Linked DNA regions of Homo sapiens: all the other regions are linked to region 4. The links are chromatin contacts, found by Hi-C or POLR2A ChIA-PET in ENCODE. All regions are on one chromosome and are shown on one strand. The core of a region is the stretch at or near the end of the contact, and the rest is flanking DNA. Distances in the headings are between cores, read along the strand shown. Region 1 overlaps ADTRP (androgen dependent TFPI regulating protein). Region 2 overlaps LOC105374928 (a long non-coding RNA gene). Region 3 overlaps LOC105374928 (a long non-coding RNA gene). Region 4 has its middle 63 kb from the start of EDN1.

Region 1 (7,237 bases), core at 2,301-4,800, 620 kb after region 4:
AAGAGGGAGCCACGGTAGGTCCTTGGGCATCTAGGGAGCATGACCTGGAAAGCTTCATCTAGCAGTGTGTAAGAGGTAGACTGGAAGGGGAACAGAGAATTATGGGCACTGTAGGCACCCTGGACACCCTGCCATTCTGATTTGCCATTTTCTCTCCTGCAGCACACTTTCATATTCCCCATCACATTGGCTGAAGTCGTCCTCAGGCCTCACTCCTATCCATCAAAGAAGACAGGACTCACCTTGCTGGCTGCTGCCAGCATTGCTTACATCAGCCGGTAAGAATTACATGGAGAAAGTCAACTTAGGCTTGTCGTTCAAGACCCTGAGGGAAGTTCCAGAAATGTGTACTGTTCTGTCAGAATCCCTTTATCTTGGTTTAATAAGGATTTAATCATGTTTACATTTCCAGGTAAGAAGCATTCTTATTGTTTGATTTTAATGCTCATGGAAACCTCCCAAGCACAGAAACATGCAGGTGTGCACACACATACACAGCAAGTCACAACTTCCCCTCTCTCTCTCGTGAAGAATTAATCATTGCAAAGCCACTCATCTTGCTTTCCCAAGAAAATGTTGCTCCTTGGTTCTATCTTCAATGAACATGCTTGAATGGCTGAGGGATCTGAGGCATCTAACTACATTCTACCTGAAAAGTCATTTAGTGGGCAGAGCATGCTAGGTTTGTCCACTCCTGTTGCCTGTTTCATTATGGGCTTATTTGCATCAGCAGCTGGCATCAGAGCTCCTAGAAGGCATTTGGGCAATTGCATGGGAGATGATTTCTGTAGCTGGCCTAGATTTCGTCATTCAACCACCTGGCAATACTCATTTTCAGAAACGCTGCCCAATAGTCTATAATCAAGGGAACGTGCTTGGCCTTTCACCCAGTGAGTGGGAAACTTTTCTTCCATTCTATAACCTTCTCATCTAGCACCATGCTTTTGTTCCTTCTGAAAGAAAGAGGCTTGCTGAACACAAGACCTGCAGATTGGAAGCTAATCAGTGTTCCTTCTCTAGACTCACACAAGCTATTCATGTGTGACAATCTGGACAACCCTCCGATCCCTATATGCGGGGAAGTTTAGTTCAGTTCAGTGCTCTGTCAGGGATGGAAGCGCAGAGAGAGAGAGAGAGAGTGCATTCCAAAGAACATGGGCTCTAGCAGTGCCTGTTTTATGGACTCGACCAGCCTCTGTCTTAGAGCAAATAAACTTGGTGCCCAGACCTCATCTGCTGTTTTCTCCCTAGCCCTTCCTTCCCTTTTGTGGTGTCTACCCCTCCCACCTTTCTGTGCCCCTCTTTCCCTGAGTACCCAAATCTTTCTTCTCCCATCTTAAAGAAAGCACTTGCTCAATAAATCTACCCCCAGACTCCAGTGCTCTATATTGTTCTTCAGCCTCTGAAGCCTTTACATTTTAACAAAGGGAATTTCAGAGAACGAGGCTTAAGCTTGGGTCCTACTGATAGTTGATGTCTGGAGCACTCTGTTGAAAAGGATTCTGAGGCATTACCAAGAAAAAGTTGTGTGATTATTTGGCAATGACTTTCAATAGCATGACAATGGACAGTGGTAAGATATATGCTATGTGTTTGCCATATCTGGCTTAATACAAAGGAATATATCCCTAAAGACAGAGTATCTGGGACCTGGATTGGGGTAAGAGTATAGACACATAAAGATTTTGTTGTTGTTGTTCTTGCATGTGTTGAAGAGAAGCAAAGTGGAATCTAGCTGATTATACACATGAATTTGTATGCTGTATTTTTTTTGGTGGTCTTTAACTTACTCTTTTATTGCCAAGTGTAAATCTGGTAGTTCATATATATGTTATTACCTTTTACTTACTAATGTCTTCTACCTAAGGACTTGTAAGTTGATTTTCAGTTCACATATCTGACCCTTGTTTTTCTTTTCCTTTTTGGGGATGAAGAAGATGAAAAGCACCTAAGGCCACTGCTGTTATTGGGGAAAATTGTAGTGGCTATAAAAATGAGTAGTAGAGGCCAGGAGGTTGGTTTGTCAGTACCTGGGCGGGTGTCCCCATGATGCAGGTAATTAGGATGTTGGAGAAAGAAATGCCACAGGATGGGAGCCAGGTACAAGTGCATCGTTATCCATTCAGTGGTTCACCAGCGCCAGGCACTGTGCTAAAATATGGAGGATACAGTGAAGTTCAGGAAACCTGCTACCTTTAGAGGCTGTCCGGGAAAGAGGAGCATAACAGACAGTGGGAGACAGGGTGATAGGACTGTAATAGGCATAAGCCCAGGATGCTATGGGCACACAGAGAGATGTGCAGGACTGGCTTCTTAAAGGGAAGCACTGTCTAAGCTGAGGCCCAAGGAATGAATAAGAATAGGTCAAAAGAGACATGGAAAAGACCTTCAGGCAGAAAAAACAGCATCTGCAAAGGGCTGGAGGAGCTGAGGGTATGGCTGAATTGGAGGACAGGGTAAAGCCAGGTCGTAAATCCACATTAGTGCGTTTGGACTTTTAAACCAAGTGCTTTTCTGTAGAAAAGTGTTATAATCAGAGGAATGAAATGATGTGGTTTATGTAAGAAAGCTGATTAGAAAGATGATTCTGGCTGAAGTGTGGACATTAGACTGAAGAGGAACAAGACAGGTAGACCAGTTGGTGGCATTGCTGGTAACTCAGGGGAGTTGATGTTAGCCAACTGATGATAACATCAGTCAATCCACAAATAAAATCAGAGAGTGTGAACAATGGGAGGTGACTTAGAGATGACTTAGCATTGGAAAACTAAATCTCCAGTAGGGTAGATGACATGCCCATGGTCATATGGCAGAGGTGGGGTAGAGATGCAAAGCTGGTACTTGAGCCAACTAAAACTGAGGTCTCCTCTCTCCAAATCCAGTTGTCTTTCCACTGTGTTTACATGGCCAGGTATTTGTTCAATTCCCAGTGTGTGCAAAACCATTCAGCTAAATGCTGGATGGATGGGCATGCACAAAGCTTGACCTAGCTCTGCACTTTGAAATCTTTCACGTGTTGTTCCCAGCTCTATGTGCTTGGATTAGACATTAAAGTACTGGTAATGAAGGGAGTGGAGGGAAGGGATGGAGACCTGTCACCAGCAGGAACGTGACTGGGTGAGCCCCAGTGCCCAGTGGGGAGCTGAGGTGGTTTGGGATTTCGTCCTTCATGAAAAATGCTAAGTTGGTATTTGGTCCACTAAGCCCCATTTTTGCTAGAACAAATCAAATATAGACACTTAAAGGAGGGTGTTTGATGTGATCCTGTTGATGGAAGCATCTCTATTTCTGCTCACGCCCTGGTTAGAGGAGCTCAGACTCTTTGGTGCCTGCCAACCCCACCCTTACGCAGTTTCCAGGGCCCCTGGCTCCTCACAGCCACAGATGGCCATGAAGTTCTACAAACTGCAGACACCCATGGAGACGTTTTAGGGAAGTGGCTATGGGCCCACTGTCAGATGTGCCAGTTTGGACAGTCAAATGGGGAAATGGCATAACACGAATGAGGTAAAGAGCATGGGCTCGGGCCAGAGGGAGCGTGAGAAACGAACATGAGTCAGGAAAACGGCACTGAAGCTGAGCTGGAGAAGCATTTCACCGCCGAAACCATGTTCAAATGACCTAAAAATAGTTCCTGAGACCGTGGGGACCGCCTTACATGTGGTGGTTGCTTTTAGTTATTTTTCAGATTGCAAAATTGAAGAGCTCTCCCCTAAGTGGGAAAATAAAGCTTTGCAAAATAGTAATGACTGCAAAGCTTTCATTTCCTTTGGAAAGCATTAGTCACCTTTAAATATGGTAGCTCACTTATTTCTCCCTTCTCTCCTACCCCAAAACACCTCACCTAGTTCTCCCTGAGGCAGTGGTGAGGAGCAAAAAAATAGAAATGTTCCTTCTGCTGGTTTTTATTCTTTCTTTTATTGAATAAATATTTTCCCTAACACATGGTTGGTCCTGCCCAGAAAAGCAATGTTATATCAGGCCAAGCTTCAGCCTGCAGGGGGTTTATCCTTAATAAGTGGAGATGACCCATGCATACAAATTATAAGTGCAGAAGATGGAAAGTGGTAAAACCTCATAAAAAAAACACAAGGAGCCACAGAAAAGGAAGAGTTTGCATCCAGCTGAGCGGTGTGGGAAGGGCACTGTGGAAGGCATGCATTGGATCTGAGCCCTGAAGGACCGGCAGGATTGGAGCTAGAAAAAATGAGAGAAGGTAAACAAAAGGAGCACAGTCCCAAGGCCAGGAGAGTGCAGAAAGCGTGAGAGCAAGGGTCAGTAATTCTCTTTGCTGGACCTGTTTGTGAAAGAGACTAATGAGAAATATCCCTGGAACTACCCACTCATGAAGGCTTGCAGATGGCAGACTAGAGGATGTTGGACATAGTATAGAAAATGGGAGCATTTGTTGTTGCTGTTGTTTGTTTGTTTGTTTGGAGTGGAAGCAAGGGTGAGCAGTATTTGTAACTTGGCCAGCAAATTATGCTTTAAAATGTCATTCTTGACAATAGTGCTTCAAATAAGTTGGAGTGACAAGAGATGGGAAACAAAATAAAATATAAACCAATATAAAAATAAAAACTAGCCAGCACATTATGTACTTTGATCACAATGTCTTAGTTTTTATGTATGGTTATTTCACAGTTCCAGTGATATCCCCAAGCACCCTTCTGCCTTGGAGGTCTTGGTCCAGTTTTCCAAGGAGTTCCAATAATCTGCTGAGTGCTCACACATGCCCCTGTCGTGCACTGCACAACCCATGCTGCACACTGTTCTGAGCATTGTTCTTACACACAGATAGCAAAACTGTAATCCCCACTGGGTCCAACATCCCCACCTGGCACAGTGTTAAGGGTTAGCACACCATGCCCACTGCTGATGCCAACAGTGTCATTTACCCATCAGCCCCCTGTGTTGGTAGAATTAACAATGTTACTCGCCACAGCAACCACCCCAGCTGGCCTGGAGTGCATCATCACACTGCTCTTGGTAGACCAGAAACCTACTGATGCTGCAGGTGTCCCTGCTAGTGTGTAAAGTATTGCATGCCCCGTACAAACACTGCACAGATATGCAGCTGTCACCCAGCCTTGGGGCAGATGTTTGTAAAGTCCCTTCCCCAAAGTAGTTGCTATGAGGCAAGAGAGAGAATTACTTTCTTTTATACTGTGCTCTCCAGGGTAAGATCCCTCAGCAAAGCTTCCTGGGTTCCCAGAAGTAACAGTTCTTTAAATTCATGCCTCATTTACAAATACATGTACACATCTTACCCTGAGAATACATTAAAAACTGCCAAGGGGTGGACTAAGCTGAGTTCCAGGACCAGCCACCTTGCCATTTCCAGAATCAGCAATTCTCTTCTTCTCTTTCTGGTTTTTATTCATTTTTCTATTGAATAAATATTTTCCCTAACACATGGTTGGTCCTGCTCAGAACCAACCATGTTGTGAACTCCCTACCAGAGCCACTGTTACCGTTTCCAAAATATGACCTTCAACTGAGATCATCCAGGTCAACCATAGCTTTATAACCTCAACTCAGCAGGGATTGGAATCTCAGCACCATTTTCCACAGAAGAAATCCTTACCCTACCTGTAAATTCATATATGAAAATTAATTAAAAAGATGCCACACAACACATCCTTGTTGTCAACATGCGGGGTCCAGCCCAGCCAGGATCCAAACTGAAGAGGGATGGAGGTGGAGGACTAGGAGAGGAGAGGGTATCTCATCTCCTGCTCTTCTCATCTTTCCTGTTCAAACCTTAGTTCTTATTCAACCAAAATGCCTGTAACAGAAATCAGAAATAATAACGGCATGAAGAGAGTAAAACTGTAGAATCAGAAATGAGAGACATGCCTGAGACACATTGTTGAAACAACAGAATAGGTTTTATGGATTGATTGACATGTACCACACAAATGAAAAGGAAAAATTAGGATAATTCTAAAAATTTTAAGTTAGTAGACAAGAAAAATGGTGATTCCATTGATAGATGAAAATGAATTGTGAAAGTAATCGTCTTGGGTATAAGTAAAACAGTCAGTTTAATATCCCATATCTAGGTCTCATTTCAAAAATACTCTGGTTTAATTGGTTCAGGATATGCCCTCAGCATTGGAATTTTTAAGGCCCTCAAGTCAATTCTAATTTTGAGACAAGATTGAGAATCACCTGCCTGGAGGAATTTCCATTCAGAAATTCAGACCCTGCAGTCTCAAGAAAGATGGGGCTGAGGAGATGCAGCTAGTTGAACCCTCGTGGAGTGACAAGATTGCTGGAAAGAGAGAGAGGAGAGAGGGAAGATAAGTAAGAAGCAAACACCAGGGAAAGGCCCTCCTCTCAGGGACAGGAGGGGGAAGGAGCAGCAAAGGTAGCAAGGAATTACCAGGTAGTAGAAGGGCAGGAAGTTAGAAAACCATGGGCCCTGAAGGCAGAGAGGCTTCAAACTGGAAGGGGGTGTCTCAGGGAGGGGTTGGGCAACAGCTCTAAATGCCGTGATGAGGTTGCCACCCCAATGACTCTCATCACTGCCGACACCTCAACATCTAGGTAAACTATTTGACTAACACTCTAGCCTTGCAGTTTCTCCTGACTCTTTCTGTTTGATTTATTCTCCTGGGCTGGAAAGACGTGACCTGAGGGTTAACACCGAAAGAAAGAATTATATGCCCAAAGCCCACAAAACTCCGTTATCTGTTTATCTGCCACCCACAGACGTCGGTATTTCTCTACTGATAAGACGCAGAAGTTATGAATTTCTTGACAGCCATTATAATGCTCTAAGATTTAGGATAAGGAGACCCTAAAAGATTAATTTTTGGCTGCCATTTGGTGCCCACCCAGTCCAACTCACAGAGGTTCACGTAGCAGATGGCTCAAGAAAGATGTGAAATTGCTCTTTGAACTGAGGGGCAACGTCATTGGCCTCTTCAAAGTATTAGTAAAGTGAGATTAACCAAAACTTGAAAGGCCACTGGGTACATTTCCAAATTTCCAGAGCCTGTGGTGGTCTTGGTGAGTCAGGCGACTGAGAGCCGTCCATAGCAGTGTCCTACAGAGCCACCCAACACAGCCATTCATTTCAAAATTCAAAGAACCTGCTGCATTTTGGGCACTTGGCAAATAAATGTGCCTGACAGAGACAGTCCCTGCCCCTGCAGAGCTTTCAAGCTAGTGAGAAAAACAATCAAATAAGTAACAAAGGTAAGTTCCAGGGTGGAGGAAGCACCTGGCG
Region 2 (6,615 bases), core at 3,639-6,138, 890 kb after region 4:
GTGTTTCTCCAGACCTTGGCATTCTCCCAAAGCTCCAGGTGATTCTCCTGCACTGCCAGGGGCCAGCCACTATTGCGGCACTTCCTACCTGGCCTCTGTGCCAGCTGCCTCCTTGGGTCACCTCTGTGAACCATCAGACTGGTCTTCCTTTGGCTGACTTCAGGAATTCTGCTTCATTCAGGCCTGAGGCACAGGTTTTCTGGAAGTGGTTCACCAGCCTCTGGTCTCTGATACATTCACCCAGGGTATCTGTTCTCATCTTTTTCTGGGTCTTAAATCATTCAGGTAAGCTCTTTCCCCACCCCGAGTTTTGGATCTGCCATCCTCTCTCCTGTCTCATGCCCTTTTCAGTATGCTCTTTTGTCCCCTCACCACCTCCATAGTATTTATTCCTAACAATAGCAAAGAAGAGGTAGTGAAGTTGCAAAACCTGGGTACCTGAAAAACTATGTACAGAGAGGAACAAAACATATAATGTTCCCTAGTATCTTTAGCCTCTGTTGACTGGGAAGGCAGAACTGGAGTTTAGAGAAACCTCAACATACAGGAATGGGAGTCCAGTCACTCTTTAACACACAAGCCAGCAAGCACGTCTCACATGGGGATGACATTGGCTGTGTCTCTGAGTATACAACATTTGTTCCCCTCTTCACTACTTCACTTAATGATCACAAATAAGCTGTGTGCTGCAGTGTGGATTAATTCCTTTGATTTAAACAGGTTGCAAAGAGTCTACAGTGAGAGCAAGACTTCCTTTATTCAGGGTTAGCCTGGTCCCCAGCACAAGGAATCAGCTTCTCAATGAGTTCAATTGTCTCTGGGGTTTCTGTCCATGTCCCGGAAAAGCTGTGCTCTTTAAAAGACCAAAGAAGATGATGGACGAAGTGATCTGCTGTGTTTGCCTCTTGGGGAAATCACGAGTCCATGGGAATAGAGTTGGGATATCCCTTCCTGTGGTTCTTCGGTTGTAACATTAAAATTTCCCCCCTCCCAGTCAGGTCTATGTGTCAGAAGTTTTCCAGTTCTACCAAGGCCAAGAACAAATGGACAGACAAGATGAATGAGTTGATATGAAATGTTCTCTACGCCATTACATTGGGGCCCAAAGGTTGAGTCTGCTGAATAAATTTAAAAGATAGCATGGGCAGGGTACAGTGACACACTGTCTTTAAAAAAGACAAAAACAAAAAATAGTATGATATTTGTAAGTAAAAAATACTTTCAGTACTCACAGTGAATTTTTTTTATGGTTCAAATGAAAAATATTGGCGCGGTGGCTCATGCCTGTAATCCCAGCACTTTGGGAGCCTGAGGCGGGTGGATCACGAGGTCAGTTCGAGACCAGCCTGCCCAACATGGTGAAACCCTGCCTCAACTAATAATACAAAAATTAGCCGGGCGTGGTGGTGTGCGTCTGTAATCCCAGCTACTCAGGAGGCTGAGGCAGGAGAATCACTCAAACCTGGGAGGCAGAGGTTGCAGTGAGCCAAGATCATGCCACTGCACTCCAGCCTGGGCAACATAGTGAGACTCCGTCTCAAGAAAAAAAAAAAAAAAAAGGAAAAAGAAAAATATTATAACAGCTTAGAGTTAGAGCTTAGAGTTAGTCTCAGAAAATTAAGAAGGTTCTCATTTGAGAAGCAAAAGTTCACTATTACTGGAGTGAATTGAAAATCAGAGAGTTAATAAAACTGTCTTCTTGGAGACTTCAATGTATTAAATAACATTTAAACATCATTTGTAGGCCGTGTGCAGTGGCTTACACCTGTAATCCTAGTACTTTGGGAAGCTGAGGCGGGTGAATCACCTGAGGTCAGGAGTTCGAGACCAGCCTGGCCAACGTGGTGAAACCCCGTCTCTACTAAAAATACAAAAATTAGCCAGGTGTGGCAGTGGGTGCCTATAATCCCAGCTACTCAGAAGGCTGAGGCAGGAGAATAGCTTGAACCTGGGTGGGCGGAGGTTGCAGTGAGCCAAGATGATACCACTTCACTCCAGCCTGGGCAAAACAGCAAAATTCTACCTCAAAAAATAAAAATAAAAAATAAACATCATTTGTAGGTTTTTTAAATCCCCAAATTCTTTCCTGTGTCACCCAAGCCACCTGCCGACCTGATCCTTAAGGTTTTTAAGCAGTAAAGCCTTTCTCTGTTTCATAAGTTGGGTGGCCCCAGTGCTCCCCATTTCTCCCTCACACATGTGCTCTTCGCAGAAACATGCAGATGTCCTACATCCACACCCATACGGTTGGCCTGTCCATGGCCTGGGTCTAAAAGAAACCCCGGCTTTTAAGGTTGCTGTTTTCTTTTTCCTTTAAATCATTGTATTAATGTTGACTCCAAAGCCCAAACAAATATGATGCCAGGGAGAGGCACAGCAGGGCCATATGAAGGGATTAGATTTCTTTAAATTACAAAAACAGTAAGAGCAGGAGGACTTTAAAGTCAACATTTAATATTGAGCCATGCTCATGTTTTTGCTCCTTGGCTTAAAAAAACAATATTGCCAGAGTTGACTACAAAGCTCCTTAGCAATGTCTGACACAGCTGAGAGAGGTGTGCAAACACCAAGTAGCATCTAAAGAAGGGTCCCCTGCCCTTTGTATCTTGGCCAAGGCTGGAAGTTCTGAGACTCTTGAGAATAATGTTTATGCTCTTCACTCATAGGAAAATAAAGAATAGTGTATTAAATGATATTTTTATTTATTAGTTTTTTTAAAGGTTGTCTTAGTCCATTTGCATTGCTATAATGGAATGCCTGGGGCTGGGTAATTCATAAAGAAAAGAGATTTATTTGGCTCATGGTTCTGCAGGTTATACAGGAAGCACGGTACCAGCATCTGCTCAGCTTCTGGTGAAGTCCTCATGAAGTTTCTACTCATGGTGGAAGGTGAAGGGGGAGAAAATAAGTCACAGGACAAGAGAGGAGGAGGCCAAAGAGAGGGGAAGGAGGCAGCAGACTTAACAACCAGATCTTGCAGGAGCCAAGAGTAAGAACTCACTCCATCTTGTCAGAATGGCATCAAACTGTCCCGAGGAATCCACCTCATGACCCAAACACCTCCCACCAGGCCCCACCTGCAACACTGGGGATCACATGTCAACATGAGACTTGGAGGGGACAAACATTCAAGCTACATCAAAGATTCACTATTCTGAACAAAAAAAAAAAATGAGGATAAGTGAATAGATCTGCCACCAAAACCCTACCCGCAAAATTGTCTCTGAACTATTTAGTCCCAGAAGCAGCAACATCAGCATCACTCAGGAAGTTGTAAGAAATGCAGATTCTCAGGCCCCTGCCTGGACTTGCTGAATCAGAAACTCTAGGGGTGGGGCCCAGAAACAGGTGCTTTAACAAGCCCTCCAGGTGGCTCTGAGGCAAGCCCGAGGCTGAGCACTGTTAGTCTCACGCAATTCACTACGTGAAAGACTGGAAGTGTCTGCATGTAAGCCAACCATAAGGCACTGCTTCATTGCTTACTGATGAGAGATGAACCAATAGGATCTCAGAGAACCTGACCCATATTATTAGCATTTTGTTTGTTTGTTGTTTTTGTTTAATTGAGACAGAGTCTCGCTCTTGTTGCCCAGGCTGGAGTGCAATGGCGCGATCTTGGCTCACTGCAACCTCCGTCTCCCAGGTTCAAGCAATTCTCCTGCTTCAGCCTCCCAGGTAGCTGGGATCACAGGCATGTGCCAGCATGCGCAACTAATTTTGTATTTTCAGTAGAGACAGGGTTTCATCATGTTGGTCAGGCTGGTCTCGAACTCCTGACCTCATGTGATCCACCCATCTTGGCCTCCCAAAGTGCTGGGATTACAAGCATGAGACACCGCGCTGGCCTAACATTTTTGTTTTCATGCCAGAGGAAAAAGAATCAGGTGGAGATGAATACACTGTTTCATTATGTTGTTTTCAGCCAAGGCCCATTGGTGTAAAATATATAAAATCAACTGGGTGTCAAAAAAAGGTAAAAAAACAAACCCACTTAGATGATCTTTTTTTTCTTTGCAATAGGAAATATAACATATTTAATTTTCTTTCTCTTTTTCAGTTAACTGTGAGAAACATAAGACAAAGCCAGGAAAGATAACTCAGTTTTCTATCATGGTTAATTAAGAGAGGCAACAGGTTTTACAAGAGTGCTGATTTTCTTGAAGGGCAAAGACTTTCATTCTATCTCTTTAGTATTCAGCCCACTCCTTAGTTTGAAATAGGTGTCCAATAAACATTCACTGAAATTATGGCAAAAGGTAAATAAGAGCAAGGAAAGAAGTACAAAGACAAAACATAGAAAAACAGCCCAGAGAGAAATATAAACATGAGATAAAGAAAAAAAATGATAGAAACATATACAGAGAGAAAGAAGACAACAAGGGGAAAAGAAAGGAAAAAATGACAGAGGTTAAAAGCAAAGAGATGACACCTTGAGATGCAAAGGACTAAACCGATTTATAAATTATAGGGACAAGGCTCACGAACTTCCAGTTCAATAATCTAGCTAAGGAATGCAACATTTCCCCTTTGAAAAATTATTTCTGAAAACCCTTGTCCCAAAATACTGGCCAATGTCAAAGCCCAAGAAGTAGATTTTTAGGGGCTTTCCCTACTGGGAGAAGCACCTTTTGTCAAATGGAGATACTGGATCTACAATGAGTTGCTGTCCCAGGGTGCTCAAACCAAGGAGGGTGAATAGCTATGAGAAATGGGGCAGATTCTTGTATGAAGAGAAGAGGGGAAGGAGATCTTGGTTCTTTTAAAATATTCCACTTTGCAGAGAATATTTCTCAGAGTTTCAGCTGCAGCTGTTTCACAGACATGTAAGCATGGGAAACATGGCTCAGTGGACCAAAGTCTGTGAATTCTCACCTTGAACCACAATTCACTGCTAACTTCTCAACCAGTCACTATCCTATCTCATGCTTAGTTTTGTCTCTAAAATGGGAATAGACTAATATTATAAGGTGCAGAATAACCAACAAAATTGTTCCTGAGAACTTAAAGATGCAAACAGTAATTACCTTTTAAAATTTGTGAATAGTGTTTTATAGCAGTAACCTAATAGTTCAAGAGTGATTGTGGGCAGGGTTGGCCTAAGGGAAAAATATGATTTGATGTAAATGTTGACAGCAGACATCCAGTCACTCCAAAGAAGGGATATGATTGTTCAAGAAAAGATAATCAGGGCCGGGCGTGGTGGCTCATGCCTGTAATCCCAGCACTTTTGGGAGGCCGAGGCCGGCGGATCACTGGGTCAAGAGATCAACACCCTCCTGGCCAACATGGTAAAACCCCGTGTCTACCAAAAATACAAAAAAAATTAGCTAGGCATGGTGGCACACTCTTGTAGTCCCAGCTACTTGGGAGGCTGAGGCAGAAGAATCACTTGAACCTGGGAGGCAGAGGTTGCAGTGAGCCGAGATCATGCCACTGCACTCCAGCCTGGCAACAGAGCAAGACTCCGTCTCAAAAAAAGAAAGAAAGGAAGAAAGAGAAAGAAAGAAAGAAAAGATATCAGAAAGCACAAACTACCATAATACGCAAAAAGAGCCAGGTCTTAAAAGTTATAGGACTTCATCTGTTTCCAGGTAAGGGAAGTTTTTCCAGTTAACACTTTCATTCAGTAAAGCACCAACCCTCCATGCAGCGTCACTGGAGGCTGGACATGCATTTTGCCATCTGGAAATCAACAACAGAGTCCAATAAGGTTAAACAACCCACACTTCCATTCCTACCTTTCACACTCAATCAAATGTCCTTATCTCTCTGTAGGCTAGAACTTCAAATAATGTGGATAACAAGGTATTTCGTGCACAAATGGAAAATAGAATCCATCTTACAGACAGTTCCATAGCTTCTTAAGCTTGTTTGAACTTGCCATTCTTTTGATATTTAATGGAAATCAATCCCTAAACATCATACAGAGGAAACAAATTAAAGAGTTAAACTTTTTGCTCAAAGAAAAACATTACAAAGAAAAGAGGGGTAATAGTGAGAAACAACATGGAAATATTTGTTGTCTATACATGTATGGAGATGTAAGTCTCCACATAAAGATATATGCTATCCTTCAATCTCTATGAAGAAACTTCTTCTCTACCTTCCTTTTAAGAGTGGCAGATCTGGGCTGGGCGCAGTGGCTCACGCCTGTAATCCCAGCACTTTGGGAGGCCGAGGCGGGCAGATCACGAGTTCAGGAGATAGAGACCATCCTGGCTAACACGGTGAAACCCCGTCTCTACCAAAAATATAAAAATTAGCTGGGCATGGTGGTGCGTGCCTGTAATCCCAGCTACTCAGGAGGCTGAGGCAGAAGAATTGCTTGAACCCGGGAGGTGGAGGTTGCAGTGAGCTGAGATTGTGCCACTGCACTCCAGCCTGGGGGAACAGAGCCAGAACCCGTCTCAAAAAAAAAAAGTGGCAGATCTGAATTTCTGTGCATCTCACATTGGCCCTTTGGTGGCTTACTGTGTATATCTTCAAAGCAAAGAGTACTGGGGCAATGGGAAGACATTTTTCCTTGTGCAACACTATCCTAACAAGTGTGGTTATTATTGAATCAACTTATCTAACTGGACAAATAATATCTAAGCTTCCATGTGAGTATTATTT
Region 3 (6,956 bases), core at 2,783-5,282, 840 kb after region 4:
GATGACAAGGAATTTATTTTTATTTTTATTTTTACTTGATATGTTATTTTTGGAGCTGTTGTTGGTGAAAATCTGTTGCTTTTATAATTTAAAAGGATTATTTTTATAAGAAGAAAAAGAGTACCCCTGCAGTAGAAATATCACTATATTAGTGGAAACAGTGCTTTGATTAGCTGATACTACATTACCAATATGTAAATAGGAAAGGATAACACATCAGATTACCATACCAGACAAAAGCATTGATGAACATTCAGATTCCTTTTGCATAAACTTTTCCATTTGAATATCCAATTGTTTCAGCACCTTTTGTTAAAAAAAATTTTCCTTTGCCCCCAGTATAATTACTTTGGTGCGTCTGTTGAAAATTAATTGAGTGTGTAAGTGTGAGTCTGTTTCCGAGCTCTCTATTCTGTTCCATTGATATTTGTTAGACCTTATGCCAATACCATATACTATCTTGATTAACTTTAGCACATTTTGAATTCAGATAGGGTAAATCTTTCAATTGTCTTTTTCTTTCTCATGTTCATTTGGGTCTTCTAATCCATGAACATAGTATATATCTTCATTTATTTGGGTTTTCCTTAATTTATCTCAACAATGTTTTGTAATTTTTAGTGTAGAAATTTTGTATGGTTTTATTTAATTTATTTGTAAGTATTTTACATATTTCTAATTGCTATTGTAAGTGGATTTTTAAAAATTTTTCAATTGTTTGCTGCTAGTACATAAAAGGACGATTGTGGAGTATTGGCCATGTATCCTGTAATATTGTTAAATTTGCTTATTAGTTCTAGTGGTTGCTTATACGTTCCTTAGAATTTTCTACATCAACAAACATTATATTCTTTATTTCATTTTCTTGCCCTATTTCATAGGCTAGGACTTCTATTACAACATTAAGAGGGTACATCTTTGCCCTGAGTCCAATCTTGAAGGGAATACGGTTAGTCTTTCACCACTAAGCATTATATTAACTATAAGAATTTCATAAATATCCTTTATCAGGTCAAGGAAATTTCCATCTTTTCTTAGTTTACTTAGTGTTTTTTTAGGGTTTTATGTATGTATTTATTTAGATTTAGAAGATACAAGTTCAGTTTTGTTACATAAATATATTGCATAGTGGGGAAGTCTGGGCTTTTAGTGTACCTGTCATCCAAATAGTGAACATTGTACCCAATAGGTAATATTTCAACCCTATCCTCCTCCCACCCTCCCACCTTTACAGTCTCCAGTGTCTATTATTCCACTCTGTATGTTCATGTGTACCCATTGTTTGGTTCCCGCTTAGAAGTGAGAACATGCAGTATTTGACTTTCTGTTTCTGAGTTATTTCACTTAGGACAATGGCCTCTAGTTCAATCCTTGTTGAGCAAAAGACATAATTTCATTCTTTTCTATGGCTGAGACGTAATATATATGTATATATAATATGATATTCTCTTTGTCAAATCATCCATTGATAAATACTTAGGTTGATTACATAACTTTACTATTATGAATAGTACTGTGATAAACATATGAGTGCAGTTGTCTTTTTAGTATAATGATTTATTTTCCTTTGGGTAGATACTTAGTAGTGGGATTGCTGGATCAAATGGTAGTTCTATTTTTAGTTCTTTAAGAAATCTCCATACTGTTTTCCATAGAGGTTGTACTAATTTACATTCCCACCAACAGTATATAAGTGTTCCCTTTCTGCTGTATCCTCATCAGCACTTGTTGGATTTTTGGCTTTTTAATCATGGCCATTCTGGCTAGTGTAAGATGATATCTCACTGTGGTTTTAATTTGCATTTCTCTGATGATTAGTGATGTTGTGCTTTTTTAAAATATGTTTCTGGGTCACTTGTATGTCTTCCTTTGAACATGTTAAGATGTAAACCCAACAAATGAATGTAAACAACCAGATGTGGAACATCTTTGGATTACTTTCTATCCAAACTCTAATTCTGTCTTTATGGCCACATAAAAAAGACGAAATCTACATTGAAATCTCGGTTTGGTGAGTTCACAGTTTCTGCTGCTGGTTGGTAATTTCCTTAACTACCCTTTCCATATTTCTAACAATACACTAAAACACCCATTAGTCAATGGTCAATCCTGTGCTTTATTGTAATATTTTATAAAATATATTCCTTCTCCTCACACCTCCTTAACATTTACTTTTTAAAACAACTGGTAACTTAATAATACCTGGTAATTAGATTCATGACATTATGCTCAAAATTACTTTACTAAAATATCCCTAGCTTGCCAACAACAGAAATGGAATGTTCTTTTAATGCTAAATTCTGAAAGGAAAAGTCTTCAAAGAAAGAAAGTTCAAATAGTGGCCACTCAACAGCAGGTTTTTAGTGTTTAATATATTCAGTGAAAGGTCCGTGGGTAAATATTCAGTGATTAAGTGGCCAAAATACAACTCACAGCTTTTCCTCTAAATATCAGATATAAAAAGAAAAACTATTAGGCATTTTCAGTGGTTTTTAGGTACTTGTAGGAAGTTCTGGCTTTATGTATAGCTTTTTTATATATGTGTCTACTGTTAAATTAAGATCCTATTTTATATCAACATTTATGTTAAGCAGTGTAAAGTTACTTGACCTCTGGTCCGTTGAAGTGCTTCTTAGTTGTGGTTTGAGACACTTTCATCCAATTTCATAGCTTTCATTCTCAAACTTCATCAAAAGGAAGAATACACAGGACCTTCAGTAACATGTAGACAGTAAGAAAAAAAAACTTTAAGTGAGATAAATAGGGAGTTTTATACGTGGTGGGTGGAAGCTCTTTGTCTTTTTTTCTGCGTTTTGGCCTTAACCTCCAACAATGAAGGTTGGCAGAGAATGTATCAGGATTGAATAAGTCAGCTGAGTACACATTGGCATGGTGTTCAGTGTAAGCTGTTCTATGACCGAGGCCACCAGTGAACTGCTTTTGACTGTTTAAGAACATTTAGGAACTGTGAGGTACTGTTCTAAGAAAATGTCTTTAAGGTCATGGATAATGTGCCTCATGGTGGAGCACTATTTCTTTATAGTAATTCTCTGTGGTTAATTTAGATTCTAGATTATCTTGCTGAGCCTTGAGGAATTTCCCAGCATTTCAGCATCAAGTATGGTTGTCAACCCTGCGGCTTCCTCAAATCAAAATTTACAATAAATGTAAATATCTTCAATCTCTTTCTGCAATGCAACGCTGCAGTCAAGCTGCCTATTGCAAAGAAGACATCAGAGGTGTGGCCCTGGAGATTTTTTCCAGATGGTCTTTCTGAAAATAGGATACTTTTATGAACAACAATTTATAATTAAATCAAAACATTAATGCACTACAGAGAACAAAAGCTCAACCAGCTATAAAGGTATTCCATCTAACATTTGTGTCAACCTTTATATCATCTAAACACAAAACAATTGCTAGCAAAAACATTTCAAAAGCATCATGCATGCCTGTACATTGTGAATAGCAGATTTCCTTCAGTTCATTTGCCTTTTCTTTGTTGTTCTGAAAGAGGACAGACATTATATTATTGAGCTCTAAAACTCTTGTGATCAACAGAAAAAAAGAACATCTTTAATTGCTCCCAAAGCAATAGATGATCCTCCCACAACAGAAAACTGATTTCGACTTCTGCATATTTAAGGCAGAGGAAGAGCAAGGTGTGGAGATATGTTGGGATTATTTCTCTAAAGTTCTAGTTACCATGATTGCCATTTTGAAAGAAAGTCTACTAGATATAATCTAAGCCAGGTCACACCAGAATTCCTTGTTCATTTCCCACTTCTCAGTTATTGTAGTGTGACATTTCACAGCCAAACTTCCTGCATCAGCTTCAGGAGGGAGAAATCCCACATCCTTCTCTCTGGCCCTGAGATTCATCAGTGAGCCTAACCAATACCGGTGATTGCTTTTTCTCAGCTATGTCCTCCATATTAGCGACAGTAGGAAAGAAGTGAATCTCTCACTTCCCCGTTTCTTCCCAGTGCAGCTCTTGTAGATCTCAAGCACCTGTTTCTGTTGTGTTTTCAAACTGAATAATGTGTTTCAAAGAACTTTCTCAGGACTGCCTCACCAGAAAGTACCCTGAACTCCAGCAGTGCTTAAACATTAAAAGGAGAAAAGAAACCCTTTGAGATTTGGTCAGCCTCATTTTCATCCAAAGGTGTATTTTGTAAAAACCAAACTTCAAATAAAAATGTTAAGTGATCTTTGTTTTTATTCTCTTCAAAGTTTAGGGGTGAAATGCCTTCATTTTGTTCTTCACTTTCTTCTTCGGCATTGGAGTTCTGTGTATTGCTGTTGTTTCTTTATTGGTTTGTTTCTATTCAGGAGTTTCATCATTTTTTCCATTTGTGTCCTGATTTAATTATCACAATTATCTTATTTATTTTCAATGTCCACCATGTGGATTGTTCAGATGACCAGTAAAATCAACCATTGCTGGCATAGCATAATTGCAAATAACTCTTCTGTAAGTACTAGTTTTATAAATCATAGAGTTCTCAAAGTGTTTGACAATAATGTTTACTCAGCCAATCAGGTGTTTTACCTTGTAAGTTAATTTTTCTACATTTCTTCACCCACCTCAGGCTTCTTTCAAGGTCTTGTAGTAACCTGAAGGCCAGATTGGGCTTCATTTTCTTCCATGTGCAGTTGGGAACTGCATACAAGTTTGATGTTGTAGCCCTACCAGCAAGCTAGCCCGCACTCCCTACCCGCAAACTCAGGCCCTCCTGCCTTCCTGTTAGTGATGGGGAAAGAAAATCAACTTAACATGACTCGTGTTTTCATTTTCTTTATTTGAAATGTCTGTGTCAAGTTTAGTATCAGGATCAGGCTGACTTCATAAAATGCACTGGGATGTGTTTCTTCCTCCTGGGTTTCTGAAAGCATTTGTGTAAAATTGTTATTTTTTTCTTACCTAAATGTTTAACAGAGTTCAGAGGGAGATTTTGATAACAAATTCAATTTCTTTTATATATATAGGACTAGTTAAGAATTTTTATTTCATCTTGTGTCAGTTTAGTAAGTTGTATTGTTCAGAAAATATGTCCATTCCTTCTAAGTTGTTGAATTTATTAGCATACACTTGTTCATGTTTGTTGGATCTGTAATATATTCACATACTTATTCCTGATATTGGTGATTTCTCTTTTCTTCTGCATGTCAAACTTTAATGTCATTTCCCCTAGAAAAACCCCAAAATGTTTTATACCTATTAATTTCCTCTATCATTTGTCTGTTTTCTGTTTCATACTTTCCTCCTCTTATAATATCTTTATTGTTTCCTTCCTTCTACTTTCTTTGTTTTTGTTGTTATTGTTGTTGTCTTGAGGCAGAGTCTCACTCTGCAGCCCAGGCTGGAGTGCAGTGGCAAGATCTCACCTCACTGCAACCTCCAACCCCCAGGTTCAAGAGATTCTTCTGCCTCAGCCTCCCAAGTAGCTGAGACTACAGGCATGTGCCACCACGCCCGGCTAATTTTTGTATTTTTAGTAGAGACAGGGTTTCAACATATTGGCCAGGCTGGTCTCAAACTCCTGACCTCAAGTGATCCTCCCACCTTGGCTTCCCAAAGTGCTGGGATTAGAGGCATGAGCCACCACACCCGGCCCCTCTACTTACTTTGGATTTACTTTTCTCTTCTTTCTCTGGATCTTACTGTGGAAACAAAGGTCATTCATTGTATACCTTTCTTCCTTCCTATCCTAAGCATTTAAAAGGTATAAATTTCTCTTTTAGCACTACTTTAGCTGTATTCCACAAATTTTGATATATTTTCATTATCATTCAGTTTGAAATAGTTTTAATATGTCTTATGACTTTTTTCTTTGACCCATGGATTATAGACAATATGTGTTTAAATTTCCAGATATGTGAATTTTATCCTCCTTTGACATCTTATTGTTTTTGGTTTCTAATTTAATTCCACTGTGGTCCAAAAACATTGTCTGCATTATTTTAATCTTTAAAATGCGCTGAGACTTGTTTCATGGCCCAGCATTTCGTTTATCTTGGTAAACATTACATGTTACTTGAAGATAATGTTTATTCCGCAATTGTTGGGTGTAGTGTTCTATAAATGTCAATTAGGTAAAGGAGAGTGAAGGCATTATTCAGATCTTTTATCTACTTGTTCTGCCAATTGCTGTTATTAAATGTTAAAATCTCCAACTATATTACATAAGCAGAATAGGCACAAAAAATCTCCAACTATCATTGTGGAGTTGTCTCTTTCTCCCTTTAATTATGTTACTCTTTCATGTCACGTATCCTAAACCTGTTTTATTAGGCCCATATACATGTATAATTATTGTGTCTTTATGCAAATTTATTCATTATTACAGTATGTCTGTTTTTACTTTTTGTCTTGTGGCATCTATTACATCTGATATTAATATAGCCAATCCAGCCCTCTTAGGCTTACAGTTTGCATAATAAATCTTTTCCTGTCATTTGCTTTCAACATATCTGTATTTTTATATTTAAAGTTCATCTCTAATGGAGAAACTATGTTGAATCTTACTCATTTATCTCCTTTGAGAATTTATGAATTCTAATTGGAGCATTTAGTTCATTTCCATTTAATTGAATTATTGACAGAGTTGAGTTTAGACCAACAGTTTTACTACTATTTTCTGTTGGTCCTGCCTGCTTTTTGTTTTTAAATTCTGTTACTACTTTCTCAATTTTTTTTGTTTAATTCAATTTTTTTGAGAATTATTTTTTAATGAATTGTTGGCTTTTTAGTTATATAACTTTATATTGTTTCAAGTGGTTGCTCTAGGGGTCATAGTTTACATTCTTGATTTTTCACAGCCTACTTAGATTTAATATTGGACCATTTTGTGTAAAGCAGAATCTTTCTGAAAATAGAGGTTCATTTACTTCTTCTGTTTTGGTTGTCATATGTACTTCATCTAAAAATGTTATCAATCCCACAATACAATGTG
Region 4 (6,440 bases), core at 658-3,157:
CATTTCTCTTGCCATTAGGTATGATGCAGAATTTGTTTTGGCTCCTGCTTGTGAAGTTATCGCACATGCTCTTTTTGTTCCTTTGGAAATCACATGCCTAATATTCCCTTTGTGTCTCAGAGATATTAATTGGATGAGCCCACTCCCCACTAGCTCTTGAGGGCAAGAACTAGTCCTATCTTTCTCACTCCTGCTGTATCTGCAGCCCCTATATGCTCATGAGCATTTGTTGCACGAAGGCTGAATAGAAGCATGGTATATGGGTAGTATAAAAAACAGTAGATGACATATTCTGTGACTTTAAGAAGTTTTTAATCATGTATATGGTGGAGGTATATTCCAAAGTTTGGTTGAGGTACATTCCAAATGCACTGGAAGCATGCTGTGAATAATTATAAAACAAAACATCGTTGGGTTCAAAATTACTTAATTTTGACTCAAATTTCAATAGACTAAAAACTTACAGGGGACAAGGAAAGCAAAATGAAGAAGTAATCAGAATGGTAGCCTAATTAAAGGAGAGTGGTTTCGTGGATGATGAGCTCAGGTCTTGAGAGATGCAGAGAGAAAAGACAAGCGAACACCCAGACTGGTGCAAAGATTCATGCAAAAATGTAAGGGCAAACATCTTGCAACACTTATGAAGTGAGGTGAAAGCACACTGAGTTGGATACAGAAAGGAGAAAATAACAGGGGAAAGAGAGAAGTTAAAAAGAAAACCAGTTGTTGGAGACCTTAAGTAATAGGCTCTAGTTTTTGGTAATGAATCGCTGGATGTGCTACAAACAGCATATGCAGGAGCTTGTTCTGGCAGCTGTGCAGAAAGCAGAGAGGAAAGCTGGATGTACAGAAATGATTAGGAGGCTGCTTTCCCAATCCAGACATGTACCAAATTGTGGGTGGTAGTAAGCAGGTACAATTAGTAATGGTAGTAATGAACATGAGAAAGAGAAGATAAAGGAGGTCAAGGTGTTCAACGTCATATTAAATATGCTGGTATTAGTCATAGAAATGGGAAATTTGGGACTGAGTGACCACCTAAGGGAGAAACTGACAGTCATACTCAGCTATTCTGTTAGCTGAGGGCATGTGAAATGCCTGGTGTTTGAGCAACACCAAAGGTAACATTCAGAATGACTGGACTGCCGTGAAACAAAAAGGCAGATAATCCCGCTCATTCCATTGCCAGGTCTGGGATATTTTGAGTCAAAAAGGCTAAAGTTGAGACTACTTAAACCCCACTTATTATCTTCTAGACATGTTTAATGTATTCATACACATGCCCTCCAGGAGACTTATGAAAGAGACAATTAGGATGCATATAGAGAAACGGGTGGGGCCACCACTTTCTGGCCAGGTAGATTGAGCCTTTGCAGCTTTAAGGTTTGGCTGGCATCTTGTCTGCAAACATTTGACTGTACCTGATTTGGTGCCATTAAAGGAAGACAACAGAGCTTCTTACAACTGCACATCAAACTTTAATAGCACTACAAGTTAGACAGTGGATGATTGTGTCCATTTAAAAGGTGCCAAATGGTTGATAACTGTGTTTATGTCTTGTTTCTAGATATGCAAGCAAAGATAAACACAATTGAAATGCATTCGTTGGGTTGGGAGCTGATCACCGGCTAGAATTTATAAAACCTTTGCATGCCCTAAACAGCATTTATTTCATAATTGTCCAAGTGCATAGCTGGTGGTCCTTTTTCCCTAAATTATCAAATACCAAACATTACTGGAGGCAGAAAAGCAGAATGCAAGGGGCAATCACAAGAATGGTAAACCCATTCTCAGACAGAGAGTGAGAGAGTAAGCTCTGCCTCTTGGGTATTCAAGCAGTGAACCATGCATGTGAAAAGAATTTAGCCCAGACAGGCCTCACCAGGCTCTCCAGGGAACATAGCGTTCTCACAGCAGCAAAGAAGGAAACACAAGAGTGACGTGGCCTTTTCTGCCAGGAGCATCTACAGTAAATTGTTCAGGTAATTTATGTCACTAAAGTATACAGTTTGTCATCTTCCAGACAGTAAAACAACACAAACACACACACACACGCATATTCTTTTAAAAAGAAAGGAAAATATAAAGGAGTCAAAATAGAGCAAATAATAATGCTCTTTGCAATATGAGTCTAAATGCATAATGTTGCCTCTATGATTTTTTAAAAATGAAATGAAATATTCCCAGTATAATATGTTTGTGCCCATTCTGCAGATATTAAAAAAGAAAAATATTTTCTTGTCACTAAAATATTTTAGTGCATTTTTAATTTGGGTATGTAATTTCATTTTGGAGGGCAACACCATAATAAATGGAGCACATAAATATAATATAATAAAATTCAGAGTTGTTGCTTTTTCATGATTACATGATAGCCAGGTACCCACTTTTGTGTAGAAAGCTACTTTGATCAATTGCACTGATTAAATGGTTGTTACACAAGTTCACAATAGGTTACAAATCTTGATGCACATAGAGACTTAGAGAAATATTAATCGTTTCAGACATACCTTGCTTCTGTAAGTCAATCTTAGATCCCAGTTGGTGAAAAAAGAAAGAAACAAGGAAAAACTGTTACAGTTCAAACAATATTGTGGGAATTGGCAAAAATGCAGCAAATGCCAAAGGAAATCCTGTGAAGGCTCTTGAGCCAAAGGCTGCATAACTGAAGTTGGAACTGGCCCCAAGAAATGTTGCACAACCACATTAAAAAGTGGACAAAGGGACAGGCACGATGGCTCACACCTGTAATCCCAGCACTTTGAGAGGCCGAGGCAGGTAGATCACATGAGGCCAGGAGTTTGAGACCAGCCTGGGCAACATGGTAAAACCCTGTGTCTGCTAAAAATACAAAAAAATTAGCCAGGCATGTGGCACACCTGTAATCCCAGCTACTCAGGAGGATGAGGCAGGAGAATCGCTTCAACCCGGGAAGCAGAGGTTACAGTGAGCCGAGATCGCATCACTGCACTCCAACCTGGGTGTCAGAGCAAGACCAAAAACAAAAAACAAAAACAAAAAACCAAACATAAAAGTGGACAAAGAATGCGAACAGACACTTTTCAAAAGAAGACGTACATGCAGCCAATAAGCATATGGAAAAATGTTAATTATCACTAATAATTAGAAAAATCCAAATCAAAAACCACAATGAAATACCATCTAACACCAATCAGAATGGCTATTACTAAAAAGTCAAAAAATAACAGATGCCGGCAACGTTGCAGAGAAAAGGGAACTCTTATACACTGCTGGTGGTAGTTTAAATTAGTCCAATGTTGTGGGAAACATTGTGGCAATTCCTCAAAAAACAAAAAACAAAACTACCATTCAACCCAGAAATCCCATTACTGGGTATATACCCAAAGGAATATAAGTCATTCTACCATAAAGACACATGCATGCATATGTTCATCGCAGTACTATTTACAATAGCAAAGACATGGAATCAACCTAAATGCCCATCAATGGTAGGCTGGATAACAAAAATGTGGTACATATACACCATGGAATACTATGCAGCCACAAAAAGAGTGAAATCATGTCCTTTGCAGGAACATGGATGAAGCTGGAGGCCATTATCCTTAGCAATCTAACACAGGAACTGAAAACCCAATACCGAATATTCTCACTTACATGTGGGAGATAAATAATGAGAACATATGGTGCTATGGTTTGGATCTGTGTCCCCACCCAAATCTAATGATGAATTTTAATCCCCAGTATTGGAGGAGGGGCCTGATGAGAGGTGATTGAATTGTGGGGGTGATTTCCCCTTTGCTGTTCTCATGATAGTGAGTGAGTTCTCACAAGATCTGGTCATTTAAAAGTGTGTAGCACTTCCTCCTTCACTCTCTTCCTCCTGCTCCAGCCATGTAGGACATTGTGGCTTCCCTTTCACCCTTCACCGTCCACCATGATTGTAAGTTTCCTGAGGCCTCTGTAGCCATGCCTCCTGTACAGTCTGCAGAAATATGAGCCAATTAAACCTTTTCTCTTTATAAATTACCCAGTCTCACGTAGTTCTTTATAGTAATGAGAGAATGGACTAATACAGAAAAATGGTACTGGGAGTGTGATATTGCCATAAAGATATCTGAAAATGTAGAAGCAGCTTTGAAACTGGGTAGTGAGCAGAGGTTAGAACAGTTTGAAGGGCTCAGAAAAAGACAAGAAGATGAGGGAAAGTTTGGAAGTCCTAGAGACTTGTTAAATTATTGTGACCAAAATGCTGATAGTGATATGAACAGTGAAGGCTAGGCTGAGGTGGTCTCAGATGGAGATGAGGATCTTATTGAGAACTGGAGTAAAGGTCACTCTTGCTATGCTTTAGCAGAGACTAGAGACATTGTGCCCCTGTCCTAGAGATCTGTGGAACTTTGAACTTGAGAATGATTATTTAGGGTTTCTGGTAGAAGAAATTTCTAAGTAGCAAAGCATTCAAGATGTGGCCTTCAAGATGTGGCCTGGCTGCTTCTAACAGCATATGCTTATATTTGTGAGCAAACAAGAGATGATCTGAAACTGGAACTTACATTTAAAAGGGAAGCAGAGCATAAAAGTTTGGTAAATTTGCAGCCCAGCCATGTTGTAGAAAAGAAAAACCTATTTTCTGGGGAGGAATTCAAGCCAGCTGCAGAAATTTGCATAGCTAAAGAGAAGCCAAATGTTAATAGTCAAGACAATGGGGGAAATGCCTTGAAGGCATTTCAGAAACCTTCACAGCAGACCCTCCCATCACAGGTCTGGAGGCCTAGCAGGGAAGAATAGTTTTGCAGGCTGGGCCCAGGGCCCTAATGCCCTGCATTACCTCAGAACACTGCTCCCTGTGTCCCAGACACTCCAGCTCCAGCCATGGCTAAAAGGGCCCCAGATATGTCTCAGGCTGCTGCTCCAGAAGATGTAAGCCATAAGCCTCGGCAGCTTCCACATGGTATTAAGCCTGCATGTGCACAGAGGACAAGTGTTGAGGCTTCGTAGCCTCTGCCTAGATTTCAAAGGATGTATGGAAATGCCTGGATGTCCAGGCAGACGTCTGCTGCAGGGGCAGAGCCCTCATGGAGAACCTCTACTAGGGCAGTGTGGAGGGGAAATGTGGGGTTGGAGCTCCCACACAGAGTGCTCACTGGGGCCCTGCCTAGTGGAGCTGTGAGAAGAGAGTCACCAACCTCCAGACCCTGGAATGGTAGATCCATCAACAGCTTGCACCATGTACCTGGAAAAGCCACAGGCACACAACACCAGCCCATGAAAGCAGCCAAGGGGGCTGTACCCTAAAGAGCCACAGGGGCAGAGATGCCTAAGGCCTTGGGAGCCCACTCCTTGCATCAGAGTTGCCTGGATGTGAGACATGGAGTAAAAGGAGATTATTTTGGGGCTTTAAGATTTAATGACTGTCCTGCTGAATTTCAGACCTGCATAGGGCCTGCAGCCCCTTTGTTTTGCCTGATTTCTCCCTATTGGAATTGGTATATTTACCCAATGCCTGTACCATCATTGTATCTTAGAAGTAACTAATCTTCTTTTGATTTTACAGGCTCATAGTCTGAAGGAACTTGCCTCATTTCAGGTGAGACTTTGGACTATGGACTTTTGAGTTAATGCTAGAATGAGTTAAGACTTGGGGGACTGTTGAGAAGGAATAATTGTATTTTGCAATGTGAGAACAGGAGATTTGGGAGGGGCAGAGGCAGAATGATATGGTTTGGATTTTTGTCTCCGCCCAAATCTCATGTCAAAGTGTACTCCCCATTGTTGGAGGAGGGGCCTGGTGAGAGGTAACTGAATCATGGGGGTGGATTTCCTCCTTGCAGTTTTCATATAGTGAGTGAGTTCTCACAAGATCTGGTTGTTTAAAAGTGTATAGGACCTCCCTCTTCATTCTCTTCCTCCTGCTCCAACCATGTAAGATGCACCTGCTTCCCCTTCACCTTCCACCATGATTGTAAGTTTCCTGAGACTCCGCAGCCATGCTTCCTGTTCAGCCTGCAGAACCGTGAGCCAATTAAACCTCTTTTCTTTATAAATTACCCAGTCTCAGGTACTTTTTTTTATAGCAGTGTAAGAATGAACTAATACACATGGACAGAACGAGGTGAACAACAGACACTGGGGCCTGCTTGTGGGAGGAGGGTGAGGAGAAGGAGAGGTTCAGGGAAAAAAATAAACTGCTAGGTACTATGCTTAGTACCCAGGTGATCAAATAATCTGTATACCAGATCTCCAAGTTACAAGTTGACCCATATAACAAACCTGCACATATACCCCTGAACCTAAAATAAAAGTTAAAATATTAATTTTTAAAATAGAAATGTTGTGAATGAGGCAAAGCATGTCTAGATGCCTCCCTTCTTTCAGCAAGCATCATTTCCAGGATCTCCATGCATCTTCAGATTGTCTCTGTCTTAGCCATGTGCATCCTATCAAATTCTGGTGATTAT

Evidence for each region. Hi-C counts contacts between places; a loop is a spot of excess contacts on that map. ChIA-PET counts read pairs that join two places held with the same protein, here RNA polymerase II (POLR2A). Pooled maps may share reads with other maps.
Region 1: a loop to region 4 is called in a pooled map, with 9 times the contacts of the local background. The contact joins two enhancer-like sites. A Hi-C loop is called at or near these places in 9 of 37 single-sample maps with no recorded cell type and 5 of 50 pooled maps.
Region 2: a loop to region 4 is called in a map with no recorded cell type, with 9 times the contacts of the local background. The contact joins two enhancer-like sites. A Hi-C loop is called at or near these places in 2 of 37 single-sample maps with no recorded cell type and 2 of 50 pooled maps.
Region 3: a loop to region 4 is called in a pooled map, with 4 times the contacts of the local background. The contact joins two enhancer-like sites. A Hi-C loop is called at or near these places in 1 of 37 single-sample maps with no recorded cell type and 2 of 50 pooled maps. POLR2A ChIA-PET finds 5 or more read pairs at or near these places in 1 of 52 experiments (activated naive CD4-positive, alpha-beta T cell).

What each region holds. Positions count from the first base shown.
Region 1 is chr6:11,728,609-11,735,845 of GRCh38, reverse strand. ADTRP (androgen dependent TFPI regulating protein) reads left to right here. Exons shown (of 6, transcript NM_032744.4): 4 at 163-278. LOC124901258 (a long non-coding RNA gene) reads right to left here. Exons shown (of 2, transcript XR_007059452.1): 2 at 4,599-5,788. Among named protein-coding and RNA genes, the nearest start is that of ADTRP, 47 kb to the left of the region's middle. RefSeq lists enhancers at 3,089-3,178, 3,459-3,758, 6,143-6,312 and a cis regulatory region at 6,227. Within about 2 kb of position 3,550, at least 17 of the 41 ENCODE cell types and tissues checked have a DNase peak (open chromatin) inside an H3K27ac peak, as active enhancers do.
Region 2 is chr6:11,465,729-11,472,343 of GRCh38, reverse strand. The region is part of intron 1 of LOC105374928 (a long non-coding RNA gene); the gene reads right to left. Among named protein-coding and RNA genes, the nearest start is that of TMEM170B, 69 kb to the left of the region's middle. Within about 2 kb of position 4,888, at least 2 of the 41 ENCODE cell types and tissues checked have a DNase peak (open chromatin) inside an H3K27ac peak, as active enhancers do.
Region 3 is chr6:11,511,912-11,518,867 of GRCh38, reverse strand. All of the region lies in intron 4 of LOC105374928 (a long non-coding RNA gene), which reads right to left. It also overlaps the pseudogene THAP12P5. Among named protein-coding and RNA genes, the nearest start is that of TMEM170B, 22 kb to the left of the region's middle. RefSeq lists an enhancer at 3,766-3,815. Within about 2 kb of position 4,032, at least 3 of the 41 ENCODE cell types and tissues checked have a DNase peak (open chromatin) inside an H3K27ac peak, as active enhancers do.
Region 4 is chr6:12,350,143-12,356,582 of GRCh38, reverse strand. No RefSeq gene overlaps it. Among named protein-coding and RNA genes, the nearest start is that of EDN1, 63 kb to the right of the region's middle. Within about 2 kb of position 1,907, at least 5 of the 41 ENCODE cell types and tissues checked have a DNase peak (open chromatin) inside an H3K27ac peak, as active enhancers do.